2 separate regions of the Homo sapiens genome follow, and region 1 is linked to region 2. Evidence: read pairs that join two places in POLR2A ChIA-PET (ENCODE). Cell type or tissue: Panc1. All regions are shown on one strand. Each heading gives the region's core, and the rest is flanking DNA. Links, peaks and the distances in the headings are about the cores only.

Region 1 (6,544 bases), core at 2,321-6,320, 190 kb after region 2:
ATCTCTCGGCTCACTGCAACCTCCGCCTCCCAGGTTCAAGTGAATCTCCTGCCTCAGCCTCCCAAGTAGCTGGGATTACAGGCATGCACCACCATGCCCAGCTAATTTTTGTATTTTTAGTAGAGACAGAGTTTCGCCATGTTGACCAGGCTGGTTTTGAACTCCTGACCTCAGGTGATCCACCTGCCTCAGCCTCCCAAAGTGCTGGGATTACAATGAGCCAACTTGCCCAGCCCACTGGGCTTTCTTTTTCCCTTCCATAAAGGAATTAAGTCTCAGTTTAGGCAGCTTTACTAAAAATGGACACAGACAGACAGAAATATCAGGTGTAGGAGCATCTTATTAAATAATGCCGAGAGAGAAAGGAACAAAATTACACGTGTCTCCTTTCATCCCCCCACCCCCTCCTGGCCTTGAATGGTTTAATATCGAACACTGTTATCAATATAATTAACTTCCTAAGACACAATTCTAAAGTCCTGTTTTTTTAAAAGCGATTTACATTCTCTGAAGTTCAGGACATCCCGCCGCCTGGCACCAGCGCCACCCAGCCGGCCTATGTGGTTAGGTGCATTTATAGTGGATTTGCATACCTGTCTGCAATTACCGCCAGTGATAACAGCTGATGCATAATGCATGCAGCATGAAATTAGAAAAATAATTAACTTTAGGTTTTAAAAGAATTCCCGCCCCAGCCCCCATGCATCACAAGTTCTAAATGATACCAGTGGATGGGATCCAGGAGCAAAGCTGTTCAGGGTGATGGGTGTGGCTGGCTGGCACCCTGCCCTGGCGGGAGCTGGGGTTAGAAGGTCCTTGAGGGTCATGGCATCTAGTCCCTGCCCTAAGGAGATGCCTCTGGTGGGCCTGCAGTCCCTGGGGCATCTGCCTGAACTAGGGCTTGGAAAAGCCCCACTCACACGACTCAAGGCTCCCCTCCCTTCCTGCAGTTCATGTCTGGGGCTCAGGGAAGAATGGCTCATTGCTAGTAATGGTAATAGTTCCCTCATTCTGAATACGACTCTGCTAAACATTGAAAGTAACCTTATTTTATCTTCACAAAAGCCCAGGGAAGTAGATCGTTTATGGTCAGATAGACTTGAGACCCCTGTAATCCCAGCACTTTGGGAGGCCGAGGCGGGCAGATCACCTGAGGTCAGGAGTTAGTGACCAGCCTGACCAACATGGAGAAATCCCGTCTCTACTAAAAATACAAAATTAGTGGGGCGTGGTGGTGCATGCCTGTAATCACAGCTACGCGGGAGGCTGAGGCAGAAGAATCGCCTGAACCCAGGAGGCAGAGGTTGCGGTGAGCCAAGATCGTACCATTGCACTCCAGCCTGGGCAACAAGAGCGAAACTCTGTCTCAAAAAAAAAAAAAAAAGACTTGAGACCCAGGGCCACCCCACAGTAGGCTGAGCAGCTTGGTTGAGCCAGGCAGACCACTGGCTACTTGCCTTCACAGGAAAGGGGCTTCCTGGCGAGAAGGAGGGGAGCTCTCCCTGGGTCTCCCTGAGCACCAGGAAGCAGCGGCCTGCCCTGTCTACCTCCTGGCCCTCTTCCCTCTGTCTTATTTGCAGTTGAGCCCCCAGGAAGGTGGGGTCTTTCATTAATTTAAACAAAGGTTTGCTGAAGCCCCATCACAGAGCTGGAGATGATTGTGCCTTGGTAGGGCTTCCTGTCTAGTGGGAGGTGGGACTGGGGTCCCACTGGCCTTTCCCGCTCTGGGGCTGAGAAACTGCTTCTGCCCGCAGTCTGCCTGCACGGCATTCTCAGTGAGGAATTGAAGGCATGGCAAGGTTTAGGGGAGACACATGAATTATTGCTGAAGGGAGGGACTGGCAGGGGAAAGACACCTGCAAGGGACCCCACCTGGGGGCTGGGAAGTGGGGGAAAAGCCAAAGGACCCCAGGGTCTGCAGCAACCACACACCAGTGCCAGGCCACACACCAGTGCCAGGCCACATGGGCAGCCAGATTCCTAAGGACAGAGGCAGGCAGGTGGGCAGGAAGGAGGCTGAGGGGCAAGTGGGGGTGGGGGAGACGTGACCAGCATCCATGCACGTGAGCATGTACTTGTCTTTCCTACATACAGAGTTTACATGCAGGACACTTCCTCTCCCCGCCTGGCCCTGCCTGAGATGCCCCCATCCCAGGGATGGGACAGGTGAAAGAGGAGACGTGGGAGTGAGGCCAGACAGGGATGGGGGGCTATTTCCTTGCTGGCTTCCAGAAGCTCCTGGGACATGCCTGTGAATAGAAAATAGCATCCCCAGGTTCCATGAGGGCCAGGAGCCAGCAGCAGGGTCCCCAGCAAAGGCTGAGCAGCAGACAGTGGGCCATAAGCCACCACGAGGGGTGGGGAAGAAGCTTGGTGTCACTGACTTATAAAGGCTTTGCAGTTGGGTGTAGACACCCACACTCAGCTTCCCTACTGCTCCCCCAGACCTGGGAAACCCGGGAGGCTGCCGGCCTCTCCCCACTCGTGACACTGGGCAGCAGCTCCACAAAGGGTCTAATGCACCGTGAGCACAGCTTCTGGGGAGGGCTGCAGAGGGGGTGGAAAGGGGAGGGACAGAAGCCTCAGGACTTCTCAGGGGTGGGAGTGAGTGTGGCGTGGAGGAGGTAGGGAACTATTTCTGGCCACTGGATGACCTGGTGACGAAGGCCCATTTAAAACCCTCTTACCTCCCCGGACTCCTCCACCCTGCCCCCAGCCTGGAGGGCCTCCCATGGGAGGCTGGTGCGGCCCCACAGGAGGGGATGGTTGATGGCCCCATCCACCAGCTCTGTGCGGCCCAGACATAGGGTCAAGGCTGCCAGCATGGCTTGGGGGAGGGGCAGGGTTGCACCCACACAGTTTGAGGTGGGCAGGGGGCAACACCTCAGCTTCACAGAGGCTGATAAGGGGTCAGCCTGTCCGGAAGGCACAGCAGGAGCAGGGGAGTAGAGAACGGGCCACTGGAGCGCGGAGGACAGAGACGGGCAGCTACTGCAGAAGCTAGGCCGTGTGTCTGGGGAGGCAGAGACTTGGGGCAGCTTTTAAACTGGATGCGTCGGGGGCATCCAGATCACACTCAGGAGGGGGTACTCTGCACATATAATGTCAGTGAATCCTGAATTGTAAGTTCCCATGTAAGGGCCCCTATTATGACCACATTTATAGATGAGGAAATCAAACCTCAGAGAGGGCAAGCAGCTTGCTCAAAATAACACAGCCTGAGGCCCGGCGTGGTGGCTCACGCGTATAATCTCAGCACTTTGGGATGCTGAAGTGGGCAGATTGCTTGAGCCTAGGAGTTCAAGACCAGCCTGGGCAACATAGCAAAACCCCATCTCTGCAAAAAATACAAAAATTAGCTGGGTGTGGTGGTGCAGCATGTGGTCCCAGCTCTGCAGGAGGCTGAGGTGGGAGGATCACCTGAGCATGGGGAGGTCGAGGCTGCAGTGAGCCGTGATCGGGCCACTGCATTCCAGACTGGGTGACAGAGCGAGACTGTCTCAGAAAAAAAAAAAAAAGAAAGAAATCATACCACCTGAAAGTGGCAGAGGCAGGATTTGAACCCAGGCCTCTCTGTCCTGGAGGTTGGCAGGGGACAACGACTGATAGAGCCAAGAATAATGCCAAGAATAATGCCCCAGGGCCCCCAGCTAAGCGGAGGAGTAATGGACACCTACAGCCTGAGCCATCCCACTGCTCCCTTCGCCCACCCCCGTGGCCCGCTAAGGATCCGGCTGTCAGTCATGGAGCTGGCAGGTCGTAACTCACACCACGCTGAAGTCTGAGGGATCCACGCAAGGGCGACAAGCGATCCCATAAAAGATGGGCGATTTACCAGGTTTAATTTGATGGCCACATAAACTATGAAACACACAACAAGGGAATAAAAAGGCAAGCAGGCACCCAGGCAATTAGAGATTCCTCTGGTGAGGCGTGCTATCTTCCTCCCCACCCCCAGGTCCCGCCCTACTTTCCTGGAGCCAGAGGGCTCAGCCTCGGGCTGGCCTTGGGGAGGGGGGCGGCAGGGGAGCCTTTGGCCAAGATGGATGAGGCCCACAGACAGTGGAGCGGAAAGGCCTTGGGTCCCTGCCTCCCAAATGCTTCTTGGTTATCCATCAAGCATCTCTGAAAGGTGCAATTTAGACTCTATTATGATGCTGAGGCCTCTGAAGGCTGAGGACTGTGGCCATGAGCTGAGCGGGCGCTGGGAACAGATGTCCATACCAGGGAATGCGGTGGCTTGCCTTGGCTTTGGCCTTAACAAGTTTGCCCCCTACTTAGGGCACTGCTCAGAACAGCTGAGTACAAAGGCCACCTGTATCCCTTGTGCCAGAACTCAGCAGCCAACAGACCAGGTTGGGGGTAATCCTCCAGCCAGACGCTGGGGGCCCCCTGGCAGAGGTGCTCCTAGACTCAGACTTGACCCTGGAGACTGAGGCAAAGTGACCTGTGAGCTGGCCTGTGTCTTCCTGTCTCTAGCATTGCCCTGTGCTACCTACCTGCTCATAAGTGGCTTGAGGCAGGACCTCCGGCTCCATAACCTTCACGAGCCTGGCTCAGTGCAGAAGGGACAGACGTGCAGTGGGAAATCTGGGCTGGCTGTGACCTTGGCTGGGCCCCTCATGTCTCTGAGTCTCAGGCTGCTGGGCTGTGAAATGAGGGCTGTGGACCTGTGTGTAGGCGGCAACCTCTGCACCCTTGCCTGTGAAGGGGGGTGGGTGAGGTCTGGCCAGAGAGGTCACCCCACCACCTAGGCTTTTCCTGATCCTCTGAAGGCTGATGTGTCTAGCTCTGCATGCTGTCCTGGCTTCAAGCCCGTCCTTTCCCATGATCTGGGCCAGTGTCCTTCCCAGTCCCCAATGTAATGAAAGGTGAGGTGGTCAGATAAGGGTCAGAGCAGCCTGGGATGGCCCTGGGCAAAGGAAGCAGGAGGCTCACAGGAGAGTGGGCATCTCCATGAAGGTCTGAGAATGCTCAGCCTGGGCTGCAGGACTGTGTCTGGGCTGGCCAGGGACTCACAGCCCTCAGCAGTGTGGAGTCAAGCACTGAGGTCCTGCAGCCACGCAGCCCTGGGGTGGAATCCAGACCCCACCTCCTTCTGCCAGGGGACCATGGACAGGTCTCTGTGCCTCTGTTCTCTCATCTACAGAACGAGTCCATCACAGTTTCTCCTTTGAAATCTTTAGTGAGCATCTGCCACGTGGGAAACACTATGAATAAGATGCACAAATCCCTGCCCTTGTAGAGCGTACCTTCTAGTGGGGAGACAGACAATAAAAACAAAAAAGGGCCAGGCACTGTGGCTCACCTGTAATCCCAGTACTTTGAGAGGCCCAGGGAGGTGGATCACGAGGTCAAGAGATCAAGACCATCCTGGCCAACATGGTGAGACCCCCGTCTCTACTAAAAATACAAAAAATTAGCTGGGCATGGTGGTGCACACCTGTAGTCCCAGCTACTCAGGAGGCTGAAGCAGGAGGATCTCTTGAACCTGGGAGGCGGAGGTTGTAGTGACCCAAGATCGCTCCACTGCACTCCCACCTGGTGACAGGGCAAGACTCCATCTCAAAAAGCAAAACAAGGCAAAACAAAACAAAAAAGATAAAACACGTAGTGTGTTAGTTGGTGGTAAATACTATAGGCAAGCAAGGAACTGAGAGGAGTATCTGGGAGTTATAATTCTCGATAGGGTGCCCAGGAAAGGCCTCACTGGAAGGAGATGCAGGCGTGGATCTGGGGATGAGCTGTCCAGGCAGAGAGCACAGCACTTGCAAGGGCCCTGGGGATACTAGGGGGTGCCTGGCTGCTGCAGTCAGTGAGAGGGGAATGGGGTGGACCAGGCCAACAGGGGTGCCACATAGGATTGCACAGGGCCTTAGCAGCCACCTTGATGACTGTGGTGGCTGCCTGGGCAGAGACCCTGTAAGTGTGAAGGGAACGTTTGAGTGTGCAGGGGTGAGTGGCAGAGACATTCACCACGGCAGGGCCCATTCTGTCATCGGGTGGTCACTGATGCAAAGCCATGCTTGGCCACAGTCCCTGCCCTGGCAGTTTGGTGACATGAAAACACCAGTCACCAAATGGTGTGACCTGCAACCCACAGAGTGCTGCAAGCCTCAAGATTGCCAAGATTCTGGCCTCCTCCCTAGATGGCCTGGGTTCCTCCTACCTGGTTCTCAAGTAGTCTTGAGTAAGCTAACATCTCTGAGCTTCAATTTTCTCATCTGTTAAATGGGATTAAGGGCACTGACCTCATGTTTGTTGGGAGGGTTAAATGACTTAAATATTAGGAAAGTTCTCAGCAAAGCCTTTATTATAGTGTGAACTATCATCCATCCCATCAGAATGGAATCCCAAGTGGCTACAACAGGGCCTGGAATATAGTAGATGCTCAATAAAGCTCTGTTGGATGCATGATGGATGGATGGATGGATGGATGGACAGGTGCATGTGTGAATGGACAGGTTGATGCATGGATGGATGGATGGATGGATGGATGGATGGACAGGTGGATGCATGGATTGATGCATATATGGATGGATGG
Region 2 (8,294 bases), core at 1-4,000:
CAGGCACTCTGGGCCAAAGGAAGACTCTGCTCTGGAGGTGGGGACAGGGAGGGGAGGTTTATTCCTTGGGGCGGGGGTTGGGAGAGTCCCTAGGCCCTGATGCAATGAGGCTTCTGCCTAGGAGGTGGGCCACGACACAGGAAGTGTGTCCTAGGAGTTTGGGGGCGACTGTGGGGGCCACGGGGTCCAGAGGGAAGGCGCATTCCTAGTGAAGAACCCCCTCATGGAGGGGCAAGGGTGCAGGGTTAGAAGGGGGAGGGGCAAGGCCCCACCCCTCCCACCTGCTACAGCCGCCCCCTCCCCAGCTGGCCCCCTCTTTTGTGCGAAGCCACACAAAGGACAAGGGGCCCCGGCCGGCCTGGCCATCTGCTCCCAGCAGCATGAAGGCTCTTAAAGAGACAGCACCCCCTCCCTGCCGCCCCGGGGCTGCGGGGCGGGGCTGCGCCACCGGATCCGGGCTCCGCGGTTATCCCAGATCCCACCCACCTTTCCCTGGCTCCACTTGTCCCCAGGTCAGAAATCGTCCTCCCCCAGGCCTGGGGCACAGAGGTGCCACGTGGCCAGGAACATGGGGGTGTGGGAGGGGAGGGAAGGAGAGGCAGCCCGGGGACCAGCCCCTCCTCTCCTGCAGCCTGAGGCAGCGGAAGGGGCCAAGGAAGCTGGGCAGCGCGGCCGAGAACCCGGGGCCCTCACCTACCCGAGCTACCTCCGAGCTTGGCGCGAGCCGGAGGGCTCCCGGGAATGCCCTCCCCGCCATTTTCGCCGATGAGCTCGGGCTCACCCTTCCACTGGAAGCGACAGCGCCTTCTTTTCGAGGGCTGCAGGCCAGGACGCAGGCCGCCTGGAAGCAAGTGTGATCAGGGCACATTTATTTCCTACGGTGTGCCAGATGAGGAAACTGAGGTCTTGCACAGCCCCTACACAGGCCTCCGCCAGAAGCTGCATCCCTTGCCTGGGCCAGAAAAGGCTCCTCACCCCTCCAGTCCCCAGGGAAGCCGGCCCTAGCCAGGCCGAGTCCCACTCAGCGCCCTTGCCACACACACAGCTCAGAGACACAAGTCTATATGATGCCTGTGGTGGTTTCCTTGCCTGTCTCTGGCTGGGCTGTGTCCCCATGAGGGCAGGGGCTCTGTTTGCTGCTGTGCTTTCGGGGCCTGGCATACAGTAGGCACTCAGTGTTTGCTGAATGAATAAGTGTCGGAAGCCCTTTGCCTTCACCGGGCTTCTCTGCGCTCTGCCTGCTGGGTTTCTTGCTTCCTCCTTCCTCAAGGTGAGGCCGAGGGGACAAAGGTTGAACAGGGATGCTGGGAGGGAAAAGGAGGGTGACCTTGGGCAAGCCATCCGGCCTCCCCTTGCCGCTCCCTCCTCCCGCAGGCGGGGGCAGCTCCAGCCAATCCCAAGCCCGCCAGCCCTGCCAGACAGACTGGGACTGTCCCGAGCTCCGGCCCAGCGAGCCTGGCCGCTGTGGTGTGTTGCCTGGGACCCTGGCCAGGCCATCAGTGGCCACAGCCAAGGGGCTAAACTTGGGGAGGGAGAGAGGCAGCGGGAGGGCCCCGGGGTTGGGGAGGGAGTGTGGTGGGATCCGAGCCAAAACCTGGCTGAGCAATTAGGGGGCTGGGGGGAGGTGCTTCCATCGACTGGGGGCCTGGCGGGAGGTGACCCTGGGGAAATGGAGGAGGTGGGCTAGAGTGGAAGGACCATGGCAGCTCCCTCTGGGGCCCCCACCCTCTCAGTCCTGCCCAGACAGGAATTCGGTTCCTCCCTCCCCTGCCGCCCACTGGGGCCCTGGGCAGGCTGTGTGGCCCAGGGTGCTGCCCTCCCCTTTTCTGGGCCCTGTCAGTGAACCCCCTGGCCTAGCCGGCACTCCTTCCCCCACCCCACCTCACCCCCCACCCAGGGTTGTGAAGAAGCTGAAAGAGGTGACAGAGGTGGCAATCTGGCGCTTGGCACCACCCCGGCACGGTGGCCGTGCAAGGAGGCGGCAGAGGGAGGCAAGACAGGCACATCTGGGAGTGGCCCTTGGGGGAGGATGCAGCAGACCAGGCGCGGGGTCAGCAAGGAGACTCCAGGCTTCAGACACCCACGTGGGGGAAATCTGATTCCCTGAGCAAATCTGACATCCCTGGGGAAGGGTCAGCAAGACCTCGGGTTGAGATGAGAGGTGACAGGAGCTCCCAGACTCCATGAGGGGGAGCCTGCTTGGTTTCTCCGGAAACTGGGATTGGGGGTGGGGGGCCTCCCCTTGCCCTCACCTGGACAACAGCTGCGCCCTCTGGCGGTGACCGCATGGACCAAGGGGGTCCCACCTCAGTCTGGGAACAAATGTCCTCCCAGAGAGGCTGAGCCTGGCGCCATGTTCCTGGGGAAGTGCCTGGATCATGGTCCCCCTGGGCCATTGGAGTCATTGAGCCTTAAATCCACCCCCAGCAAGGCCTGCCCCAGAACCACCCATCACCCTCCAGTGCAGTCAGGTGGACCAGAGGTCCCTAGAGAAGTGGCAGGAGCTCAGACTTAGGTTGAGTCCTGGCTCCGCTTCTTGCTAGCTACGTGGCCTTAGGTGAATTACTTGGCTTCTCTGAGCCTCAGTCCTTCATCTCTAAAAGGGCAAGATGATCCTGACCTCATTGACTGTTAGGAAGATCCAAGGACATCTCACATGGAATGGAGTAACAACATCAATGCTGGCTTTCATCTGAAGCCGTGCTCCCCTCTTGAGCACCCCCAGCAGGGCCCCCTCTGCCCATGGCTCACTGCTCCATGAGGCAGCCCATGCCCAGTGGACCAGTTCGGGCCAGCCCCACCTTGAGCTCCTGGGTCTGACCTCTGGAGCAAGAAGCTGCTCCATGACATTGGACACTTCACATCTTCTCAACTATGGGTTGAACATTTCCCACAAAGTCCATGTGTTGGAAACTTAATCCCTACTACAACAGTGTTGAGAGGTGGGACCTTTGGGCATGAGGCAGTGCCCTCAGGAATGGATTAATGCCATTATCTCAAGAGTGGGTTAGTTATTGAGGGAGTGGGTTCTAGATAAAAGATGAGTTTGGCCCCCTAATCCCACCCTGCATGTGAGTTCCTGCTGCCATGTGAGGATGCAGCAAGAAGGTCCTCACCAGATTCCAGCACCATGCTCTTGGACTTCCCAGCCTCCCAAACTGTGAGCCAAATAAACTTTTTTGTTTGTAAACTACCCAGTCTCAGGTATTCTGTTACAGCAACACAAAATGGACTAAGATACTCCCTTTAGACATGTCAGCAGTTCCAGATAGGTATCTGGAACTTCAGCCTTCAGTCTGACCTCTCTAATCACTCTAATTATACACTATACACACATAATACAAATATTTTTTTTCTAGACCAACTCTTGCTCTGTTGCCCAGGCTGAAATGTAGTGGTATGAGCTCGGCTCACTGTAACCTCTGCCTCCCAGGTTTAAGCGATTCTTTTGCCTCAGCCTCCCGAGTAGTGGGGATTACAGACATGCGCCACCACGCCTGGCTCATTTTTGTGTTTTTGGTAGAGACGGGGTTTTGCCATTTTGGCCAGGCGGGTCTGGAACTCCTGATCTCAAGCAATTCACCTGCCTTGGCTCCCAAAGTGTTGGGATTACAAGTGTGAGCCACTGCGCCAGGCCACTGAATACAAATTTTTAAATATAGCTTCGATTATATCCCATTCCTTCTCAGCCTTCCACGGTTCCCTATTGCCTTCCAGGAAAAGGTCTCACAGCCCAGTACTCAAGGGGTTTCTAGCCCATGTATGATCCAGCCAAACAGGTGGCTCACCATTCTCTGAGCCTCACCTGGTGGCCCAGGATGCTCCACCCACCCTGCAAACCCTGGCCTGGCTCACCCATCTGCATGCCCCATGCCCAGCCCTTCCCTCAGGGCTGCTGGGTGCTCTGCTCTGCCAGGGCACATCCAGGACTTCTGGCTGAGCAGTGAGTACCCTTCCTGCTCTCCCCACAGTCCCCCTCCACCACTCCAGCCACCATATGGCTCTTAGCATAGGACCTTGCCTCCCACTTCCAGAGGGAAGTGAGGCCATCTGGGAGGAACCCCTTCATGGCCTTTGTCTGCTCCTTCCCCTCCCTGTAGCATAGATGGACCTTCCCCCTTCAAGGCCAACCTCACTCCCAGGCTTTGCATCACCCTCAGTGCCAGCCCCACCACACACACACACCCCAATCCTGAGCACCTTGATTTTCATTTTCCTCTCCTTACTCATGTTTGTCTTCCCCCCTCATCACATGAACCTGCTTAAGTCCATTCATCCTAAACACACACACACCCCTGCACCTCCCGTACCCCACTCCCAACCCTCCCTTCATCCCATGTTCACCTTAGTTGCCCCTTTCAGCTAGCAGTATTGCTGCCTTAAAAAAAAAAAGTGCTTCTTAAAGAGATGTTCACACCCCTCCATCCCTGTCCTCACCTCCCACTCACTCCCCAACTCCACTACTCCACAGAAACCGTTCCTCCAAGGTCACCAGTGACTTTGTTATCTCTAAACCCAAAGGACATTTAGCGGGTATGTTCTCACTTCATCTCTGGGCAGGACTGGACAGACAGGGCCACCTCTAGCTCCAGGATGTGAGCTCCTCCCTGGCTCCCTTCCTGGCTGGACTTCAAACCCTTTATGTGGGTCCTTTGGGCTCCATCCACTCCCTCAATTCCCCTGGCTGAGATATATCAAACCGTGGGCTGTGGATAGCCCCCTCCTTCCCCAGCCCAGACCCCTGACCCCAGGCTGTGAACCCTATATCCTACCAATTGCCTTCTGGACTCAGCATCACTTGCTGTCCCCCAGGCCTGTCCAAAACCATCTCTGAATCTTCACCAATCTTCACCACCATGTGCCCAGCCTGCCCCTTCCCTATCCCTCTTCCTTTTATTTTATTTATTCATTGAGGCGGAGTTTCACTCTTGTTGCCCAGGCTGGAGTGCAATGGCACGATCTTGGCTCACCACAACCTCCGCCTCCTGGGTTCAAGCGATTCTCCTGCCTCAGCCTCCCGAGTAGCTGGAATTACAGGCATGTGCTACCACGCCCGGCTAATTTTGTATTTTTAGTAGAGACAGGGTTTCTCCATGTTAGTCAGGCTGGTCTCAAACTCCCAACCTCTGGTGATGTGCCCACCTCAGCCTCCCAAAGTCCTGGGATAACAGGCGTGAGCCACCATGCCCGGTCTATTTTATTTTATTTTTTGAGAAGGAGTCTCACTCTGTTGCCCAGGCTGGAGTCTGGTGGCATGATCTTGGCTCACTGCAATCTCCACCTCCCAGGTTAAAGCAATTCTCCTGCCTCAGTCTCCTGAGTAGCTGGGATTACAGGCATGCACCACCATACCTGACAATTTTTTTGTATTTTTAGTAGAGACGGGGTTTCACCATGCTGGCCAGGCTGGTCTCGTAATCCTGACCTGAAGTGATCTGCCTACCTAGGCTTCCCAAATTTCTGGGATTACAGACCCTTTATGTCTCTCCCCATTGGGATCCAAAGTAGAAACCTGGGAGTGGCCCTCCACTCTTCCCTCTCCTTTACTTCCTGATCTATCAGTCTCCAACTCTTGTGAAGTCCCTTCTCCCACTGCCCCTCCTGGCCTTCATCCTATTCCTGAAAGAGTCCCCCCACTGGACTCTCTGCCTCCTCTCTTGACTTCCTCTAATCTGTTCTTTATTCGACAGCCAGGGTGATCTTTCTTTTTTATTTTTTGAGATACAGTCTCCCTATAAGGCCCATGCTGGTCTTGGACTCCTGGACTGAAGCTGCCCTCCTGTCTCAGCCTCCTGAGTCACCGTGATTACAGGCACATGCTACCATGCCCAGCCAAGGTGATTTTTTTTTTTTGAGATGGAGTTTCGCTCTTGTTGCCCAGGCTGGAGTGCAATGGCGCGATCTTGGCTCACTGCAACCTCCACCTCCTGGGTTCAAGCGATTCTCCTGCCTCAGCCTCCCGAGTAGCTGGGATTACAGGTGCCTGCCACCACGCCCAGCTAATTTTTTTGTATTTTTAGTACAGCCGGGGTTTCACCGTGTTGGCCAGGCTGGTCCCAAACTCCTGACCTCAGGCGATCCACCTGCCTCAGCCTCCCAAACTGCTGGGATTACAGGTGTGAGCCACTGCGCCCAGCCTCCAGGGTGATCTTTCTAAAACCCAATCTGATCAAGTCAATCCTCTGCTTCTCATTATCCTTGGATTAAGATCAAGCTCCTTAGCATGACTTATCTCCTTCAAAATCTGGTCCCCTGACATCCATCCCCATTCCCCTTTTTTGTTTGGGGATCCATGTGGTGCTATGGCGTTGATCCCATGCCAATGCCAGCCTTTCCCAAGGCCCTGGATACCATGAATGCTTCAGAAATGAACTAGAAACCAAAGCTGGTCCAATCAGCATGTTGTAAATGTAAGACAAAAGACCAGGAAGCTGAGCACAGGAGTGTTGGCTGCCATCTTTGATCTTCGGGGAAAGCCAACACTATGGAGAATACCACGAGGAGATGGAAAAAGCCACCCAAGGCCAGGTGCAGTGGCTCACACTGTAATCCAAGAACTTTGGGAGGCAGAGGTGGGTGAATCGCTTGAAACTAGGAGTTCGTGACCACCTTGGGCAACATGACAAGACCCCTGCCTCTACAAAAAAAAAAAAATTAGCCAGGTGTGGTGGCACGTGCCTGTGGTCCCAGCTACTAGGGAGGCTGAGGTGGGAGGATCGCTTGAACCCAGAAGCCATGAGTGTGCCACTGCACTCCAGCCTGGGCGACAGGGTGAGACCCTGTCTCAAAAAAAAAAAAAAGATGGGAGTCTGAGGCATGAGAATCACCTGAACCCGGAGGTGGAGGAGAAAAAGTCACCCAACCAACCTCACTTGAAGTCACTGAACCTCTGGACCTTTTATTTTTATTTTTGAGATGCACTTTTGCTCTTGTCGCCCAGGCTGGAGTGCAATGGCCCAATCTTGGCTCACTGCAACCTCCACCTCCCAGGTTCAAGCAATTCTCCTGCCTCGACCTCCCGAATAACTGGGATTACAGGCACCCACCACCATGCCCGGCTAATTTTTTGTATTTTTAGTAGAGACGGGGTTTCACCATGTTAGTCAGGCTGATCTCGAACTCCTGACCTCAGGTGATCTGCCCTCCTCAGCCTCCCAAAGTGCTGGGATTACAGGCGTGAGCCACCACACCTGGCCTGAACCTCTGGACCTTTTAGTTATGTAAGGAGTAGGCCAATACATTTTTTCCTTATTGTTTAAGCCTGGTTGATTTCTGTTTTCTGTCACTTGCAATCAAAGCCTCAGAAATAATACACCTCTCAACACTATCCCACTTAACGATATGCCTTAGCTACACTCAGCAACTGGAAATGCCCAGGATGCCCTGAGTCCCCTCTCTTTCCTCCAAGTCTTTATATATACAATACCTGGAATGAAGCTCCTCCTTTCCTTGCTGTCTAATTCTCTCTCTCTCTCTTTTTTTTTTTTTGTTTGTTTGTTTGTTTGAGACAGAGTCTCGCTGTTCAGCAGTGACGTGATCTCGGCTCACCACAACCTCCACCTCCCAGGTTCAAGCAATTCTCCGCCTCAGCCTCCTGAGTAGCTGGGATTACAGGCGCTCGCCACCACACTGGCTAATTTTTTGTATTTTTAGTGGAGATGGGATTTCATCATCTTGGCCAGGCTGGTCTTGAACTCCTGACCTCACGATCCACCCACCTCGGCCTCCCAAAGTGCTGCAGGCATGAGCCACTGTGCCTGGCCTGTTTTTTTTTTTTGTTTTGTTTTTTTTGTTGTTGTTGTTTGTTTTCATTTATTTATTTATTTTGAGACAGTCTCACTCTGTTGCCCAGGCTGGAGTGCAGTGGCGCGATCTCGGCTCACTGCAACCTCTGCCTCCAAGGTTCAAATGGTTCTCCTATCTCAGTCTCTCGAGTAGCTGGGATTGCTAGGCGCATGCCACCATGCCTGGGTAATTTTTTTGTATTTTTAGTAGAGACGGGGTTTCACCATGGGTCTTGTACTGCTGACCTCATGTGATCCACCCAAACTCCTGGCCTCACGTGATCCACCCACCTTGGCCTCCCAAAGTGCTGGGATTACAGGCATGAACCACTGTGCCTGGCCCCCTTGCTGTCTAATTCTTACTTACCTTTCGAAATGAAGCTCAGATATCACCTTCTGCAGGACATCTGCCCCCTCCCTATCTCATCACTTATCACGATCTAATGGAACCACCTACTGGCTTTTGTTTTTTGTTTTTTTGTGTTTTTTTGAGGCAGGGTCTCATTGAGT

The links. ChIA-PET counts read pairs that join two places held together with the same protein. Peaks named below come from ENCODE experiments on the same cell type or tissue, not always from the same donor. Only the 100,000 strongest peaks of a DNase experiment are listed, where the experiment ranks them.
Region 1: POLR2A ChIA-PET joins it to region 2 with 5 read pairs; 3 of 35 experiments call an interaction of 5 or more read pairs at or near these places.

The regions. Positions count from the first base shown.
Region 1 is chr11:64,106,946-64,113,489 of GRCh38, forward strand. All of the region lies in intron 3 of MACROD1 (mono-ADP ribosylhydrolase 1), which reads right to left. All of the region lies in intron 2 of FLRT1 (fibronectin leucine rich transmembrane protein 1), which reads left to right. Among named protein-coding and RNA genes, the nearest start is that of MACROD1, 56 kb to the right of the region's middle. RefSeq lists an enhancer at 3,425-4,205. In Panc1, for the core only: no CTCF peak of the experiment used is centred there; no DNase peak of the experiment used is centred there.
Region 2 is chr11:63,919,015-63,927,308 of GRCh38, forward strand. It overlaps a transcript of RCOR2 not described here. Among named protein-coding and RNA genes, the nearest start is that of RCOR2, 6.0 kb to the left of the region's middle. RefSeq lists enhancers at 1,202-1,864, 1,865-2,525. In Panc1, for the core only: no CTCF peak of the experiment used is centred there; no DNase peak of the experiment used is centred there; H3K27ac peaks cover 515 bases.